Regions from separate parts of the Mus musculus genome. Here region 2 is linked to region 1. The links are chromatin loops, found by intact Hi-C in ENCODE. Cell type or tissue: gastrocnemius. All regions are shown on one strand. Links, peaks and the distances in the headings refer to the core of each region. The heading gives the core; the rest is flanking DNA.

Region 1 (9,531 bases), core at 776-8,775:
ATTCATCTGTCTGTCTGCCTATTTCCTACCTATCTATCTATTTGAGGATAATTCATTAGAGTGATTGTGATGTGTTTATACAGAGCATCTACAAGCTTTAGACCCTGGGTTCTTGAGCGCAGTCTAGAAGTCCCAAAGCCTCAGAACTGGGGAAGCCAATAGTGGGGCTCTCAGTCCAGATTAGAGGCTAATGGACCAGAGGGTCAGTTAGTGAAAGTCCTGAAGTCAAATCTAGAAATCCTGGACTTCTGTTCCCAGAGCAAGAAGAGAAGGATATTCTTGGACAGACAGACAGACAGACAGACAGACACACACACACACACACAGAGAGAGAGAGAGAGAGAGAGAGAGAGAGAGAGAGAGAGAGAGAGCCTGCCTTTGGGAAGGAACACCTCACAGACACAGAGTAAGAAGTCATGCTTGATCAGCTCTCTAAATATTTCTATTTATTTTTCCTTTAACAGTGATTTATTTTTATGTATATGAGTGTTTTGCCCACATGTCTGCAGCATGCAGTGCCTGTAGAAGCCAGCAGAGGGCGTCAGTTACATACGGCTGTGAGCTGCCATGTCTGTGCCGTGCCCAGGTCCTCTGGAAGAGCAACAAGTGCTCATAACCACCGAGACATCTCTAGCTTGTCTAGTTCTTCTTTAAGTCAATCCTATTGGCACTGGAAATGAACCATCCCAAGTGACCTGGGCTTAAAAAGCAAGCAAACAAACAAACAAACAAAAAACAATTTTAAAATTTTAATTATGTGTATCTGCTTGGGGGATGTATGCACATAAGTGCAGGTGCTCTAGGAAGCTACATTCTAATCTTAATTGGGATCCCCTGAGCTACAGTTATAGCTGGTTGTGAGCCTCCAGATGTGGATGCTGAGAACTGAACTCTGGTCCTCTTCAAGAACAGAGCTTCCTCTCTAGCCCCCTGATCTGTTTGTCTTTATCTTAAGCTCTCCAATGAATGCAATGTATATTAGGCTTGAGAATCACAACATTAATTCATTCTGTATTTCACAATGCAGAAAGCATGCACCATCTTCAATGTATACCCATTGTATATGGATACAGGGACTGATGTCAAGCAACTTGCCCCAGGGTCAGTCACACAGATAGACTGTAGTGAACCTTACCAGAGCACAGGCAGTCAGACTTTGAGGCTGATCTATCTGCTCCTACACTCTGCATGCAATGCCAGATGCCTCAGCTTAATGCTATTTATTGTACCATTCGACTGAAATATGAACCCATAAGAGAGCATCATATATTCAAAAGTACTTGATAGCAGACAAAGAACTATTTAAAGATGATAAATGTTATTTCTAGTTTTACTACACCCCATTTGCATCTATTCTACTGAAGGAAGAAATTTGAGACTTCATCAATTTTATACGTTCATTTAAAATAAGACTCAGGCTTTCAATCCTGTTCTCCTCCTCCCCTTCCCCTTCCTCTTCTTCTTCCTTCTCTCCTCCTCCTCCATCATCTCTATTCATGTAGCACAGGCTAGACTCAAACTTGCTATGTAGACAAGGATGACCTTGAACTTCCGAGCCTCTCTTGCCTCACTTCTGGAGTTCTTGGATAATAGATGTGCATTACCATGCCTGGTTTATATGGAGCTTGAGATCAAAGCAAGGACCTCATGCATGCTACACAAGCACGAGTCCTATCCCTAGTCCCATTTCTGTTATCTTTCCAGGCGATTATTATCATCATCAACACTAATTATATTAATTTGAAATAAAACTGCCCCTGTCAGAAAGTTAAGGGAAGAAATTTGAATAAAAATAATGCCCGGTGATTTGAACCAATGAAGCACGTCTTGTGTCTAAGCATGTCATCAAGGTGCAGTTTTCTATACTACAGCAAGGTGTCTTTGCTGGCTTGGGTAATATTTGTTAATTATAACATATATGCTAAGCCTCCTCTGTGCCTGCCCTGGGTATCCCAGATTGTCCAAGATTTTCCAGGCTTACTAGAATTTACTTGTGGGGAGCCTGGGGAGCAATGCCATGGTTACCCTCCTAGTGATTCATGGCCCAGAGAAGTAGAAGATGAGACAGGACAGGAGCCATCTTAGAAGGGTCTTCAAAACAGCAAGTGCTTGAGTCGGATCCTTCCATAACCTGATAAGGGTTATCGAGGCCAAGAAAGCAGAAGAGAAAAATGCTGAGGTGAGAAAGTAATCCAGTAATTCACAAAACAAGGAGAAGAAGAAAATGATGAAAGAGCAACCTGCCATGAGGGTCAGGTGGACGGACAACTGGTCAACCACAAAGGCTAAAGGGATTCTGTAAGGTGATTTGGGATTGAGTTTGTTGACACAGCCTGGCAAAAAGGTCTCCCAGTCTTTGGTCCCATGCAGTGAGCTCACCTGGACATGAAAACCACCATCCCTATTCATGTTATGTTACATACAGTCTCACGGAGACATCCTCCCCATCTTTGCAAGAATCTGTGTTCTGTATAGAGAAGCCACTTTAGTTATCATTAATCGCTTAAAACCAGAAAACAGTACAGAGGTAGAAAGAACAGTACAGCACTGGCACAGCATCACAGGAGACAGCTATATCAGGCCCCTGTCGGCAAGCTCTTGTTGGCATCCACAATAGTGTCTGGGTTTGGTAGCTGTCTATGGGATGGATTCTCAAGTGGGGCAGTCTCTGGATGGCCTTTCCTTGAGTCTCTGTTAGACTGCACACAAGGTTTCCCCTTGCCCCAATGGAGGAGCTAGAGAAAGGACTGAAGGAGGTGAAGGGGTTTGCAGCCCCTTTGGAGGAACAGCAATATGGACTAACCAGTAACCCCAGAGTACCCAGAGACTAAACCACCAACCAAAGAGTACACATGGAGGAGACCCATGACTCCAGGTGCATATGTAGCTGAGGATGGCCTAGTTGGACATCAGTGGGAGGAGAGGACCTTGGTCCTGAGAAGGATCGATGCCCCAGTGTAGGGGAATACCAGGTCAGGGAAGCAGGAGTGGGTGGCTTGGTAAGCAGGGGGAATGGGAGGGGACAGGGGTTTTTTTGTAGGGGAAACAAGGAAGGGGGATAACATTTGAAATGTAAATAAAGAAAATATCTAATAAAACACACACACACACAAAGAAGGAGAGAAAAAAAGTACAATACAGCAGTGAGCTCAGTGCTGGATCCGAGTTTTGAATTTGCTCAGTGCCCAGGGCTTGAGCATTCTCCACTTGCTTTTTGTGATCAAATGTGATGAAGGAGCCTGAACAGGGTCCAGTCTTAAAGGCATGGGCAGGTTGCCCAGTGAGTCAGGACAGTTCCTCCTGTGTCCACCACTTTGGGTCACCAGAGATTCTCTTAGAAAGACAATCTTTCATGGGACTGAAGAAGAAAAGAGCAAAAAATATGTTGCAAAAATTCTCAGCATAACTTTAGGTGGCAGAGGATGAGGGCAATAGATGCTCATTCAGGATGGCGTGTGATGGGGTCAGAGAGATGGCTCAGTGGTCATGAGCACTTTCTGATCTTGCAAGAGGAGTCGGTTCCCAGAACCCACATGATAGCTCAAAATTGTCTCTAACTCCAGTTCTAGGGGATCCAATGCTTTCTTGGCCTCCTGGGACATTGTATGCACACACAAGCAGGTACTCACATATACACATAAAATGAAAATAAATGTTAGTTTAAAAAAAAAAGATATCTGGGAGGTGAGTCAGAGAATCAAAAGCTCAAGGGTATCCTTGGCTTAGTGAGTTCCACGACAGCCTGGGATCCATGAGGCTCTCTCTTATTTTGGGGTTGGGGAGGTTGAAACACAATTTCACTGCGTAGACCAGGCTGTCCTGGAACTCACTTTGTAGACCAGGCTGCCCTCCAACTCACAGAGATCCACTTGCCTCCGCCTTCCAAGTGCTGGGATTAAAAGTGTGTGCTACTAATCCTGGTCATGAGACCTTATCTTAGATTTTTTTTTTAAATGGGCTTTCATTTCAACTGCTGATTTTGTTTTCTTTTTGTGTTAGTCATAGGGGAAAAAAATAATCCAAACAGAAGCTATAGTCTGTCCCTCTAAAGAGCACACTTGGGCACCCAGTGCTAAGTGGTTCTTAGCCTACAGCTTCACAGGACTACATAAATAATTGATATAAATTAATGGCCAATGAAAGAAGCATCCGTGCTAATCTATAATTACTGGAAGCAACCTCATATATTTTTCATGAAAGTGTCATTTCATTGCATTTTTTTTCTCTAAAATTCAGTGTATTTAGAATTTAAATGGCTTTCAATAATTGCTTTCAACTGCTCTCAGTGGCGAGGAGGCTTCCCTGTCCACGTGGGTGGCTGAGAAGCACAGGCTTCCATTGCTGTTCCTTGCTTCTTCTGATTCTGCCTGCCTTTCTGGCCTGCATGAAGCTATCAAAGAGAGTGATGGTAAAGGCCAGGATGCCCCACTGTGACACTTCCCGCCTTGGCCTTGTCACCGCGAGCAGGGTCTCACAGTTCCAACACTTCCGCCATGTGCAAGAGCTCACCGCCACATCCCACATGCAGGCTGGCCTGAGAGCAAGTTCACAGCCCAGCAAAGAGGGATCCACCTGGGCACATGGTTCTACAATGATAGGGGCTCTCTGGGCAAGGGCAGAAGTTCTTCATGCTCTGAGTTCACATTATTAACAGAGCAATCATTCAGAAAAAGAGCAACGAGGGACAAACAAGCAAGGACAACTGAAGGAGCGTCTGAAACCACTACGTGGCTCTTTCTGCTCGGGAAACTGACTGGACACTGAGTGAGGTTTCTGGGGTATCAAGCAAACTGATCCTTTCTATCCAGCTGGAACAGAGACAAGTCATGGCTAGCAAGCCATATAGAGTTATCACTTTGTAGTGTTGCTTCAGTATTCTTACCTGTGACAGAGGCTACCCACTCCTTACCATTGCAGAGCAGTTGTGCTGGGATTGGCAAGAGTTTTGATGAAAAAGAAGATAGAAAATGAAAAGTGAGAAGGAGCTAAGAGAGAGGCAAGGAGAGGGAGAAGGAAGAGGAAGAGGAGAGGAAAAGGGAGAAGAGAAGGTGGAGGGGGGGAGAATCACTGAGAGCCCTCCTGTGTGTCTGTATTTCCAGACTGGGTCTTGTTATGAGTCTAGGTTGTTTGTTTGTTTGTTTTGTTTTGTTTTTTTATTACTTGACCCTAGAAATAAATTCAGTTGCAGACAAGAGTCTCCTGATAAGGGCGGCTTTTGACCTTCAAATGGGGCAAGGAACACCACACCTAAGATAGTGGAAACATGGGCAGGGAGCCAGTTTGCTCAGTTTCCCATCTCATTCTACAGAATGGCCACAGAAGTAGCTCTGGTGGTAGGTATCTGAATAACTCAATCAACATACAGAAACATCAGTGGTTACTAGTCCTGATGTCTCAGGAACCAAGGCAGATGCAGGGTCATCATGCTGGTCACAACCCATCTCTAAAAGCATTGGGTACTGTACTGGCTGGTTTTGTATGTTAATCTGACACAGAGAAAGGAAATTGAGGAAATGCCTCCATGAAATCCAGCTGTAAGGCATTTTCTTAATTAGTGAACAAGGTCAGGAGGGCCCATTGTGGGTGGTGCCATCCCTGGGCTGGTAGTCCTGGGTTCTATAAGAAAGCAAGCTGAGCAAGCCAGGGGAAGCAAGCCAGTAAGTAACATCCCTCCATGGCCTCTGCATCAGCTCCTGTTTCCTGACCTGCTTGAGTTCCAGTCCTGACTTCCTTGGTGGTGAACAGCAATGTGGAAGTGTCAGCTGAATAAACCCTTTCCTCCCCAACTTGCTTCTTGGTCATGATGTTTGTGCAGGAATAGAAACCCTGACTAAGACAGGTACCAGAGGGAAAAATGTTTCATACCTGAGTTCTAGTCTTGGACAGGAACCAACTTTGTATAGAAAAAGTCACAGGAAGACATGGAACATATATGAGCCCAAATGATTTATTCCATCCCTGGGTTAGTGAAAGGGCCAAAAAATAAATTTAAAATATACATGAATTCAGCTATAGGTCCCGTGACCTATACACCACTGTATGTTTCACAGGCTGGAGCTGCTCTGTGCTTGAGTTATTGGCTTATTGATTTTTTTTTAAGTTTCTTCATTTTGTTTTCTTGACAGCATAATATAAATAACTGCTTTGTCTGGATTCCCACCATATTTCTCCTCTTTTCTCAGTTATAACAGTTAGTGGGTCAATTAATCAGGGTCAATAAATTAATTTCACAGTGGTGGTGATGCTCTCAGCTGGCGTCTTCTAAGACTTGTCAGGCAGGAGAGTGTGTGCTGCGCCTGCCCGTGACACACCGAGCTTAGGCTGCTATGAAGTCACCCTTCAGCAAGCCTTGAACTCCAGCCACTCAAAAGGGCTAATAAAATGGAGAAAGGATATGTCTGTTTCCAGTGTCTTTTTCTGTCGCTTTCGTGTGATATTATGAGGTTGTAAACCAATTAAATCTCCACAGAGAGAGGGAAACTGAAGAGGGAGTTAGAATTCGCTGCTTGTGTGAGACTGTATCAGTTTAATGTGTACTATCCAGGAAACAGTACAAACATGGCTTAACGCCACAGGACCCCTCCTCTTCTCGTTGTGTGTTTGTGTGTGCACACACATGTGTGTGGGGTTTGCACACGTACCACAGCACAAATGTGACCAGAGGACAACTTTTGGGAAATGATTCTCCTCTTCCACCTCATTGAGGTGAGGTCTCTTGTTTCTGCTGTGCTGCACACAGCAGGTGTGATGGTTTGGATAAGCTCAGGAAGTGGCACTATTAGAGGGTGTGGCCCTGCCTTGTTGGAGTAGGTGTGTCAATGTGGGTGTGGGCTTTAAGACCCTTCTGCTAGCAGCTGTAGATGAGGATATTGTAGAACTCTCAGCATCTCCTGCACCATGCCTGCCTGGCTACTGCCATGTTCCTGCCTTGATGACAATGGACTGAACCTCTGAACTTGTAAGCCAGCCCCAATTAAATGTTGTCCTTTATAAGACTTGCCTTGGTCATGGTGTCTGTTCACAGCAGTAAAACCCTAACTAAGACAGCAGGTAAGTTGGACCATGAGCCTCCAGGAGATTCCTTGGTCTCTACTTCCCATTTTGCTGTAGGAGAACCAGATGCATGCCGCTTGCCAAATCCTGCTCTCTCATGTGATCTCTGAGGAACAAACTCAGGCTGTCAGGATTGTGGGGCAGGCGCTCCCCCCCCCCAAGTCTCATTTTTCATCTCCATTTTTTCTTCTCTTGTTATTTTGTTATTGTTTTCTGCACACTAAATTTAGTCCAGGTTCTATTTTATGTACTTAAAATACAATGGAAAATACAAGGGACCAATTCCTATCCCCAAGCTAGCTTGATTTTGGAATGTGACAGAAAATTAACTAACATTAAAAACAGCAACAACAACACAAAACAAAAAAAAAAGAACATCATAGGTGAATATAATTGGGAGCTACCTTATTCTTTGGACCGTATAACAGTCTGCCTATAATATGTCTATTTGTGATTAAACACTCCTTCTCAAAAAGCAGAGCCTTATTTTTGAAATTCCCACAAATCCAGTATCATCTGATGGGTTCAGTTGCCTTCTGATTGTGCATCTGTGAAATGAAGGAAGAAGAGAAGATGGAGGGAAGGGGAAGGAGGGAAGGAAGGAAGGAAGGAAGGAAGGAAGGAAGGGAGGGAGGGAGGGAGGGAGGGAGGGAGGGAGGGAGGGAGGGAGGGAGGGAGGGAGGGAGGGAAGAAGCAAGGGAGGGAGAGAAGGAAAGAGGGTGGGGAGAGGAGGAAGGAGAAAGGGGTGGAAGGAAAGGAATGAAGAAAAGAAGGAAAGGAAGGAAAGAGAGAGGGATGGGAGACAGAAAGGAAGAAAGGAAGGAAAGAAGGAAGAAAAAGGCAAAATTAAGAGGGGAAAAGACTTCTTGCCACTAGTGTGGTCCTGTCAGTCTCTTCTTCTTGGTATCTAGAGCCAAAAGAGGGATTTTCATGTTGCATTTATGAGCTTTGGGAGTCCTAGAAGTGGTCTTCAGTGACAACACCCTTAAAGAGCATACATACTGCATCTCCGGGTGGAGGAGGGCACGACACTCATATCAACTGGGCTCGGCAAGCTCAAGATGGGAGCTAGAGACCAAGGAATCACCTGGCTGTTTGTGGTCCAACTTGCCCGTACGTAGTATGCAGTGTGGCAGAAACAAGAGACCCAACTTCAACAAGGTTCAGACCCTGCCCTGGCCCATAACTTTTTGTTAATTTCATCATTCCTACAAATAAATAAATAAATAAATAAATAAATAAATAAATAAATAAATAAATAAAAGGCTTGCCTCCTGGGGGATGCTGTGGACTTTTAGAAGGTGTGGCTTTAAGGAAAGTCCTTAGGACACTGGGGACACGCCCTCAAAAGGTTTCTTCCCCTCCTGTTTTATAGCTCTGGATGTGTCAGCATGCTCAGGTGGCATGGCCACTTACGGTCCTCACCAGACTCCAAAATGATGAGGCCAGTTGACCCCAGCCTTGGCCTCCCCATTTGTGGGTTTATTTTGTTCTTCTTCAGAAGGAGATGGTAGCATTCCCTCCTTCCCCAAACCATAACACAACTGACTCCATGATGGTAGTACTAATTAGGCCAGGAAACTCAGTGCTTAGACAGCACCACCTGCCAAAACTAAAACAAAGACCTAATTTATCAATGTCATAGTTCTGGGGACATCTTTAAATGCACTAACCTTACTTTTGGTCATCTACAGTTGTGATTCTAGCTAACTATTCCTGCTGATTGAAGTATGTCAACTCAGAAAACGGATTTTGTACATAAAGGCTTATAAGTGAGTAAGGCTTACACTGAGAAAGGCTCAGTGCTATACTAGAACCCCAAACATCCAGTGTGGCTGCTGGCTGGCTAATAAAGACTTTCTGTTGGCTTAAACCCATGTATGCCCTAGTCTTCTCTGGTGGACACCCCACAAGAAGAGACTGCTCCAGGCCCCCTGCTGTAGCAATGACAAACAGAATCTTGCAGGTAACAAAACACTTTGAAATTATACCATATCTCATAATCATGAGATCCATTCAATAAAAGCATCTTGTCTTATAAGTAAGTCTGCCAGACGCACCACAGGATGTGGCTATTGAGGTGATTAGATTTAGAATCAAGTAAGGGACAGGCATTTAGATGTCCTGTAACACCGTTTTCAAGAAGGATTGATGGAGGAGGATGAGCCTCATCCAAGGTGGTGACACCTTCAAGCAGTAGCCCAGATACAACTCCAAGTTCTGCCTTGCTTGCCTGACTTCATTTCTTGCTGATGTGTGCACCTACTCTGTCACAGGAGAGTGCACATCACATGAGAGTTTGTGTTTGAAAGCTTATTAAAAATAGGAATTTATGGATCTGGGGAGATGGCTCAGTTGGTAAAGTGCTTGCTGAGCAAGCATGAAGACTTGAGTTCAATCCCTGCCACCCATCTAAAAATCCAGAACTCACAATCCCAGAGCTGGGGAGGCAGAGACAGGGAGGATCCTGAGACTCTT
Region 2 (9,531 bases), core at 882-8,881, 66 kb before region 1:
TGAGACTCAAGCCCAGGTTCTCAGCAATAGTTTAACCACCAAGCCATCCCTCCAGCTTTGGCATTTTGCTTTTTGTTATGCTTTGCACATTCATGCTGGGTGCCATTTTAAAAGATGTTCCATATCTCTACCCTGCTGACAGTTACAGCCTTTTGGTATGACTCTGAAACTCTTCCCCTCAAGGTGAGGCATGTCTTTGTCCTTAGAGTCCTGGCTTGCCTCAGCTCATAGAAGGAATTGGTGCCCATTCAAAGTTGAGTCCCCACCAGGATTCCTCATTTCTCCTCATTCTCTTGGATCTTGCTGCATTGCAATGAGAACTACCCGAGTGAGCCTTGCCATATGGCACCTCCACACTAGTATCTTCTCTGCCAACAGCAAGCCCTTTGCACAAAGTGACTCCAGTTGTACTTAGCTAGATGTGACCCAACTCAGCACAGCTAGGTGACCTGTAGACAATAATTTGTTGTTTCAGACATTGAATTTTGAAAATGTTTGGTACACATCAATTGCTGACACATTTACTTCTGGTTCTAACCCATACAATACTTGTGTATTATATCTGAAGACCCCAGAGGGCAAAGGCATGTTCTAGTCCTGTATCCACATGGACAACAGAAAACATGCTTAGCCAAACCTGGTAGGCTTGCAGTCAACACACATAGTTTTTAACCCCAAACATATGACTTGAGAGATCACTGAAGGTCATGAGAAGGCCCAGTGGGGAGGTGGAGAGGATGTTGTGAACAACTGTCTTTATATTTTGTTTCATGTTGACTAATGTGTCTCCAATGGCCAGAATGAGGAACAGTGCTGGGGTTTATGGGAAAGATGTATTTGGTGTGGAGTGCAGGGAAGTCATTCTAATTTTGCCAGTGTGTGTGTGTGTGTGTGTGTGTGTATGAGTAGGTATACATGAGACTATGTAAGGAGGCCAGAAAAGGATGTTGGGTATCCTGCTCTATCACTTTTTACCTTATTTCCTTGAAGCAGAGTCTCTCACTGAACCTGAAATTTCTGTTTTAACTAGCTGGCCAGCTGCCACACCACCTCCAGTAGGATCTGTGTGACAAGTTCCCACAGACTGAGGCGGTTGACCTCAAAAGGGAGAGACCTCCTGGAACCAGTTGTGAAACTCTTTGCTGGAGAAAAAAATATTGAGCCGTAGTTCTCATGGCAACCTGTCTTTTTTGTTTTCTCTTATTCCTTTTCTTATTTACATGTTCCTGGTAGCCTAGGCCAAGATCTTAAGCAAGAATAATGGGCAAGAAACCATCCCTAGATAAGGGGCCACTAACATGACCTTATCCCCAGGGAAACCAACACTTGACTTTCGAAATCATTTACAAAACTATTATGATAAAAACTTTCCCAACAATAAAATTTCATATGGCTACACGTGTATCATCGGAGGTGGATTTTGGCATATGGTAAAGAAAGCCTTAATTAGAAAGAATTAAAATAGTTTAAATTTATACATTGAAGATTATAAAAAATCAGGCACTAGATGTTAAATAATTGACCCTGGGGCTGGAAAGTTAGTTCAGTGGTTGAGAGCACTGACCATTAAAGATTTATTAACCTGCTCCTGGAGATATGCCACTAGCCTTGGACGACAGCCCCCACTAAGTACATCCTTTTAGAATTGTTATATTTTGATGATTTACAATGATGTTACCTGTTCTGTTTGTGATTCACTGAATACATAGTTTCAGAGTTGTAATGCTTGGATGATTTTTGTGCTTTACTGTGCCAAATGATTTTTGTTGGTATCTGTGATTGTTTTACTGGATATAGTTTCTAAGAGATGTAATGTTTGGTTTTTTAATGTATAAAATCCCCTGCTTGAGAGCTGCAGAATACACTCAGATTCAAACTGCCTCTGTGTTTGTTTCTGTTTGTCACCGCCAAATCCTTACCCACCTAGCTTCAAGGACCCTCATTCCAGGGATCCCCATACCCAACTGAGGTGGTCCATGGCAGTCAATCACCAAGCTCCCAAGAGTCATCCATCTCCACCCCCAAATCTGAAATTATGAAAACACACAGAGTCGTGACTGGCTTTTTATGTGAGTGCTAAGGTTCAAACTAGGGCACTTATTCTTAGGGAGCTAGTATTCACTCACTGAGCCATCTCTCCAGCCCCAAAACTCATATTTTAACCTTTTAAATTGCATGGAGTAGAAATGGGATGGAGTGAAGAGTTAGAAGCAAGCAGGTAGAGGTGAAGGAACTCTGTCCTGGGTTGCTTTCCAATGTAATAAACATCATGAACAAAAGCATCTTGGGAAGAAAAGAGTTTATTTGGCTGATACATTCCAATCACAGTCAGTTTAGCCAAGGCAGGAACCCAGAAACAGGAACTGAAGCAGAGGCCACAGGGGAATGCTGCTCACTGGCTTGCTCTCATGTTTTCTTAGTCTGCTTTTTCATATAACCCAAGACCACTTTTCCAGGAGTGGCACTGCACACAGTGGACTAGGCATTCTGACATGATCATGAATCAAGAAATTATCCCAGTGCTGGAAAGATGACTTGAATGTTAAGAGCACTAGCTACTCTTGAAGTAGACCTGTGTTCAATTCTCAGCACCCACATGGTGACTCATAACCATCTTTAATTTCAGTTCCAGGTGATCCAGTGCCCTCTTCTGAGCTCCATGGGTACCAGTTTTGTATGTTGTACAGATATAACCCACAGGCAAAACACCCACACATGTAAATAGATAATTTTTAAAGATTAAAAAAAGAGAGAGAGATAATGTCCCACAGACTTACTTACAGGCCAATCTGATGAAGGCATTTTCTCAGCTAAGGTTCCCATTTCCCAGACAACTTTAGCTTATGTCAAATTGTCAAAAACAAAACAAAACAAAATTGTATCCATCAGTCAGTACAAACTCTCACTTGTCAAGATGGGCAGACTCAAAATGGAATTTTAATAAAGAAGCCGTGGGTCAATATGACTCGGAGTCAATCTGTTAACCTGAAATGCATGAAGGATGTCCCCTAGACCGATGCTTTTGTTGTACAAACTGCTGCTCTTGACCAGATCTCTTAGCAACAGGTGACCAGGAGGTCTTTTGAGGTCCACCTTTGGTTTATGGAAGAATACTTATTCTTCTCTGTCTTTGAAATTCCTTATCTTCTGAGACTCTCCCAGTGAGAACACACCTCCTCACCTGGCTTCTGGTCCAGTTGTTAGAACACACTTCCTCACCTGGCTGTTGAGTAGCCCTAGTGACGAAGGAGGTCTCTCCTCACAGCCATCCCATGCTCTTCCCTCCCTTCAGCTGCCTTGACTCCACCTTTCTATACTGGGCTCTACCTCCACCCCTTTGATCCTTGGTTGTAACCCCCACTAGTGATTTCCTTTTCCCAAACAGGCCACCATACATCAGCACACACCTCTGGGTATATAAATATTTAATGGAAACTTGATGTGAAGCTTTGATTTCAGCCCAATGTACCCAGAGCTCTGGTTGAGAGTGCCTTGGGGAGGCAGTTGGATCTCAAAGTTCCAAGGGTCTGGGAGATAACTGTGATGGTTCTAATGAAACCTCCAGCCATGCAAGGAGTCCTGTTCCTCATGAGGATTACCATGGAGGAGGCCGAGTGTCTGTGGTGGACATTGGGTCCTCCCATTGTTCATATTTTCTTTGGTGGATATTAGATAAAAAGCAGTGATCTTCCTCAGCCAACATTTTTGTTCTACCCAGACGAGGACTTCGTGACAAGGCCACTGTTCAGGTCCTGGGAATCCTCTGAAGTGCTATTCTGGGTTGAGGGTTGAGGAACTGGGGCTGGAGGAGGAAGTATCTGGGGAACTTTGGTCCTCTGAGAGGGACTTCTGTTCTGGTTCGTCTTTTATTAAGAAACTTTGGGTATTGAACAGCTGTTGAAGTTAGTGAGATGGCTGAATTCCATAGTCCCAAATTTGTAATATCTAGAGAAGAGGGAGGGCATTGTCTTTACTAAGCATATTGGTTTATTACTGTGTGACAAAGTATAACTACTTTAGTAGATTAAAAAAGTTCCCACTATCTCAGTTTCTACATGGGCAGGAGTCTGGGTGTGGCTTGCCTGGGCCCACTGCTCATGGTCTTAGAGGATGCAGCCAAGTTGTGGGCAATGTTACTTTTCTCTTTTGCACTCAATAACCTTTCCTCTGCATGTGATGGTTGGCACAACTCAGTTCCCGTAGTTACAGGACTGGGAACCCCAGTTTCAAACCACATGGTCCCTCCATAGGCAGCACACATCACCAATCTTTCCTCTCCGTGATGGCAGAGTGTCTTTTTCTAGTCTGTGAAGAGCCCCATGTGAACAATGTGATCCTGGAAGTCAATTCCCATCACCTTTGCCAACAACACAAGCAACTCAAGAGAGGGAATTCCTATAAGCATTGCATCTAAGGGGAACATCCTGCTCCTTTTACGTTATTTAATGGTTCAAACGGAGTCACAGATTCTACCCACACTGAAGGAAGAGTTTTAAAAAGTTTGTGAGCTCCTGGGAGGTCTTCTTAGGGAGTGTTGTCACATGGAGTATTTATTAATCTCATCCATCTTGAAGGCACTTGAGGAGACATGAAAGAAGCCACTGAGTTGAATGAAGACATGTTGGAGGAAGCAGAGCATCTGGCACTTCTAGAGCCAGAGGATGATGGTAAGGAAGTCAACCACATCACCACACCACTGGTCCCTCTTGGGCCACTCAACACCACACCTACACCATCTTTGTGTCAGGTACATTCTTCCAAGTCACCAACCTCCTGAACATCATGGACAGTGAATCAGCAAAGACAGACACCACAGGGCCAGGCCTGGACATGCGGAAGACCTTGGCTTCAGTGATAATCACAGAGAAGGCTACCACGGATCCCTGTGTAGTGATGAACGCGCTCATCCGCTGCCTGCAGATGCCAGAGGTAGGGACACCCTAAGCCGCCAGACCTCCTCTTTGACCAGATACATTTAGATGCCTGGGAGTCCACCTACCATTCAGCACACCTTTTCAGTCACCATGAACACAGCGTTAAGGGCCAAGATGCAGAGATGGCTGACACCAGAGGCACTCATATTCCTCAGGGCTAGTTGGGGTTAGAGTGATCTGTTTGGGAGGCAATTTTGTGTCTGGTGTGGTAGGTTTGGGAGGTCCCTGGCTGGTGGGGACTGGTCTCAGGATTGACTGGGATTGCAGTCTGCTCAGGTTGTCATAAACTCTGTGGCTAAAATTCCAGATATGCATTTCCTCTCGGTTCTGCATCCTAAAAGGCCAAAGTCAAGATGCCCGATGATCAGGTTTCTGTTAAGGCTCTTCCTGGCCTACTGACAGCTGCCCTGACACCATCTTCATGGCTTTTCCTCTGTGGCAGTGATTCTCAACCTGTGGGTCATGACCCCTCTGAGGGTTGTATATCAAATAGTTACATAACAGTAGCAAAATGTGTGGTAGCAACAAAATAATTTTATGGTTGGGAGTCACCACAACATGAGGAACTGTATTCAAGGGTTCCTAAGAACATTAGGAAGCTTGAAAACCACTGATTTATGGAGAGAGACAGATACAGGGAGCTCCAGTTTTTCCAAACAGTTGCCAGTCCCTTTGGATCAGGGCCCCACCCTTCTGACATTATTAAGTCCAAGTTACCTCCCAAAGGCCCCCCTCAAAATGCCATTCAACTTAGGGGGTTTACATCAACATATACATCTTTGAGGGAATCCAATTCAGTCTATAAGAGACTTTATTTTCTACCTCAAAAAGCATTCACACAAGCAAATGGTGAACTATCTCTTAGAGTTGGCTACCACCAGGAAGGGCAGGCTCTACAGCATTGCTCATCTGCAGACCTCAAGGCATCAGAAAGTACAAAAAAGAAAACATGATTATTTGCTGGTCTTTGTGCTTTAAGGTTTGTGTGGCAGGGACACTTAGGGAAACACCAAAAGAAAAAAAAACGGCTACTTCAGGGGCAATGATAACAATAAAGGCTGAGAACTTGGTCTAGTGCCACTAGTGCCATGAAGTCCTTACTGAACAGTTACCATGGTCTCACTGTTCCTCTGTGTTCAGAGTTCAAAGCCTAGACTCATGATGCTCCGTGTAAAGTCACCCATGACTGAATAGCCCAGTTAGTAACATGCTTGCCTTGCAAGCCCAAGGACCCAAGTTTAATCCTCAGAACCCACGTAAAAATGCTAAGCCTGGTAGTGTGCACTTGTAATCCCAGCAATCAGGAGGCAGAGACAGGAAGAACCAGCCCAGTCTATCTGGCAAGCTCCAGGCCAGTGAGAGACACTGTCTAATAAAAAAACAAAAGCAAAACCAAACAACCCAAGGTGAGCAGCATTTAAGGAACAGCCCCTTGGGCTATCCTCTGACCTCCGTCTGCATGCACACACACATGCACATATGCACTCATGCACATAGTAAGAATCATTCTCAAATGTAACTATCCAGATATGGCCTTGGGCACACAAGCCATCTGCCCAACTCCATCCTAAACCAGGACACCTTATTTGGTAATAAGTGCTGCCCACATAGAAGCTGTTTCCTGCCTGAGTCCTTGCCTCTTGGGCTCTCAAGCCTGACACTATTTAGTGTGTGAAGGACCTTGTGTGTTGACCAAATGACACCTTCCTCACTGACCGTTGACTGAGCCAAGAGAAAAGACTTGTAAGTTCTAGGGATGGGGACATTAGGGACGGGGACACTAGGGACGGGGAGTGTTGGGTGAGTGCACAGAATTGGGAGGGGCTGCAGATGGAGGAGAACTGAGACAAGGTGGTGGGGAATGGAGATGGCGGGTGGTGCTGGGGAAAAGCCCCACCCCTGCTGCCACCTGCCATGCTTGCTCCTAGATTTCTACCCAACGCAAAATGAACATCTACAACATCATGCAGGAGATCATCCAGCAGGAAGGGGAGATGGAGGAGCACTGTATACAAAGGCTGGTGGCCATTGCCTCCAAGCAGATGCGGGATATCACAGAGGTAGTAGGCCCTGGATTCCACCATGCCTTCCTTCTGCAGACCCAGGAGCTGGACTGAAGTTGAGCCTGGCCCAGGCTGTCTCATGAAACTGAGGCAGACTGAACCTGATCAAGTCAGGAGAGGGCTAGCGGTGTCTCTCTTGTTCCCTGCAGGCGGAGGATTTTGAGACCGCCGAGGTGGCCAGTGAGACTCTAGTGGCTCTGTCCCGAAACCACTTCAGCTTGGTCATGTATGAACTGCAGCATCATCTCAAGCCTCTCAACCTCACTGACGAGTTTGTCATTGTCACCCTGGCCAAGCTGGCCAATGGCAATGGTAGGGGTCTGAGATCCTAACCCCAGTTCCTGGCCAGATTGGGCTGGCCTCTCGCTCTTCTGTCACTCAGTTTACCTCTGTTTCTGGCCCTACCCATTGCATTTCTCTCTCTTTCTCTGTGACATGCCTAGTCCTTACCACTCAGATTCCCTTCTATTGTGTTTCTGATTCGCTTTCTCTTTGTCTGACTGTCTGTCTGTCTCCTCTCTTCACCTATATCTCCCCACTCACCCCTACTCTATTTTGTTTCTCCCCCGCTGTTTCTCTGCTCATTTTCTACTCCTTCTTTCCACCTGCAAAAGCATATGGAACTCTTGCCCCATGAGCCTGTGCTGGGTGCTGGGACCCAATGGTGAGAAAAACCCATGTAGTTCCTGGCTTCTGTAGGGACCATAAACAAGGAAACAAGGAAACAGATGCTTAGGAGATGACAGCTATGAAGAGGATGGCCGAGATGACTGTGTGAGAACAGCTATGGAAAGGGCTCCTAGTGAGACAGTTGCATTCTAGCTGAGACTTGGGAGGGAGGCGTGTGTGCAGAGAGCTTGATGGAATTAAAAAAAAAATCCCACTTGTTGAGAACACCATGTGCAAAGGCATTGGGGCAGGAATGAACTTGATTTATCTGAAGACCCAAGAGGTTCCTGTGGCTGGAGATGCCTAGCGGGGAGATGGGCGTTAGGTGAGAAAGGCAGACTGGGATCAGCAATCCCAGGACTCTAGCTTCATTTAAGGTGCAGGAAGCTAGTAGAGATTTCTAAGGGGCAGTTGTCTGATGAAATTCCAGTTCTAGGAAGACAATTCTGAACACTGTGTAGATGGAGGAGGGCTGGGGCAGGTTTAGTAGGTAGTACACAGCTGGGAATGGATCCTGGTTGATGGGGCTTGCTGGGGCTCTTAGTGAAGGAGAGAATTAGTTCATCATTAGAAACGCACTGTGAGTCTAGAATCTGAGGAAATGTAGAGGGGTGCTCTCAGCTTGAGTGGAGGTGCCAGGTTTGGAAAGAAGAATAGACCTAGACTCTGGAAGTCTCCTATGGGATTCTCTCATGTCTGTGAGTCCTGTCTGCTGTCTTTCTCCATCCAAGAATAGAGAACACCGAGTCTTCTTCAAGAGTCACACATATGCCCTTGAGCAGACATGCTCCCTGGCCAGGACCCTCCTGCCCTTTCTTTCCACATCAGCCTTCTCCCTGTCCTGTGGCTCTCTGTCCCTCCACTCCTCTGTAGCTCCTCGATTCCCTGCTCCCTCTCACATCCTCCCCCTTCTCTTCTTTTCAGTTCACCCTTTTTAAACATGTGGCATCCCACCCTATTCCCTGCCATATTATTGATGGCAAAGGGTTTCCTGGTAGACACCTGAGTATTAAGGTGGTGGGCGGTAGGGTCACTCTCTCTACCTTCTCCCCTCTCAACCCTCTCCCTGATTCCCTGTGGCCTCTTGATGTTCTACAGTGTTTGAATTCATGCCCTACATGGGCATCACCCTGGCTACCATATTCACGATGTTGAGACTTGCCAACGAAGCCAAGATGCGCCAGGTGATCTGTAGTGGTGCGTGTCTCACTTGGGCCTGTGGGTCAAGCCTTAACCAGAGGGATAAAGGGGGTGAGGAGGGGAATAAGGGTTTATTGAATGAGAAGTTGGTTTGCATCCCAGTGGTTGCTTTGCTCAGTCTCTGAGTTTGTTTGGTTCACATCCTAGTTAGGGTTTCTGATGCTTTGATAAACACCATAGCCAAAAGCTACTTGGGGAAGAAAGAGTTTACTTTAGCTTACAACTTGACATCCAGCATTAAGGGACATGGAAGCAGAAACTAAAGCAGAGGTCAAGGAAAGCTGCTCACTAGTTTGTCCCTCATGAGTTACCGTAGCCTACTTTCTTATACAGCTAAGGACCACCACAGTGGGCTGAGTCCTCCCACATCAATTGCTGATCAAGAAAATGCCCCATACACTTGCCTACAGGCCAGTCTGATGGAGGTGTTTGATCAATTGAGGTTCCCTCCTCTCAGATGACTCTGGTTTATGATTAAAAGCTAACCAGTATAGCCTGCGGTCTGCCACCTTGGGGGCATGTGGGTACATTTTAGAAGACCATGGTCATATCTGTGACTCTGTGTAGCTTGTTCTGTACTTTCAGAGAAAGGTGAGAGACAGTTGCAGGAAGGAAAGGGCAGTGCACATGTTCTCTGTTGGGCTTGTCTCAGCAAAGTCCTTGGA

What was found. Peaks named below come from ENCODE experiments on the same cell type or tissue, not always from the same donor. Only the 100,000 strongest peaks of a DNase experiment are listed, where the experiment ranks them.
Region 2: it touches region 1 in a loop (2.2-fold over the local background); 3 of 42 quality-filtered maps call a loop at or near these places.

What each region holds. Positions count from the first base shown.
Region 1 is chr1:88,289,582-88,299,112 of GRCm38, forward strand. No RefSeq gene overlaps it. Among named protein-coding and RNA genes, the nearest start is that of Trpm8, 12 kb to the right of the region's middle. In gastrocnemius, for the core only: no CTCF peak of the experiment used is centred there; a DNase peak (open chromatin) is centred at 5,273.
Region 2 is chr1:88,223,480-88,233,010 of GRCm38, forward strand. Mroh2a (maestro heat-like repeat family member 2A) reads left to right here and starts at 3,541. Exons shown (of 42, transcript NM_001281466.1): 1 at 3,541-3,749; 2 at 4,575-4,667; 3 at 4,748-4,929; 4 at 6,863-6,994; 5 at 7,147-7,309; 6 at 8,765-8,863. The coding sequence starts at 4,589. In gastrocnemius, for the core only: no CTCF peak of the experiment used is centred there; no DNase peak of the experiment used is centred there.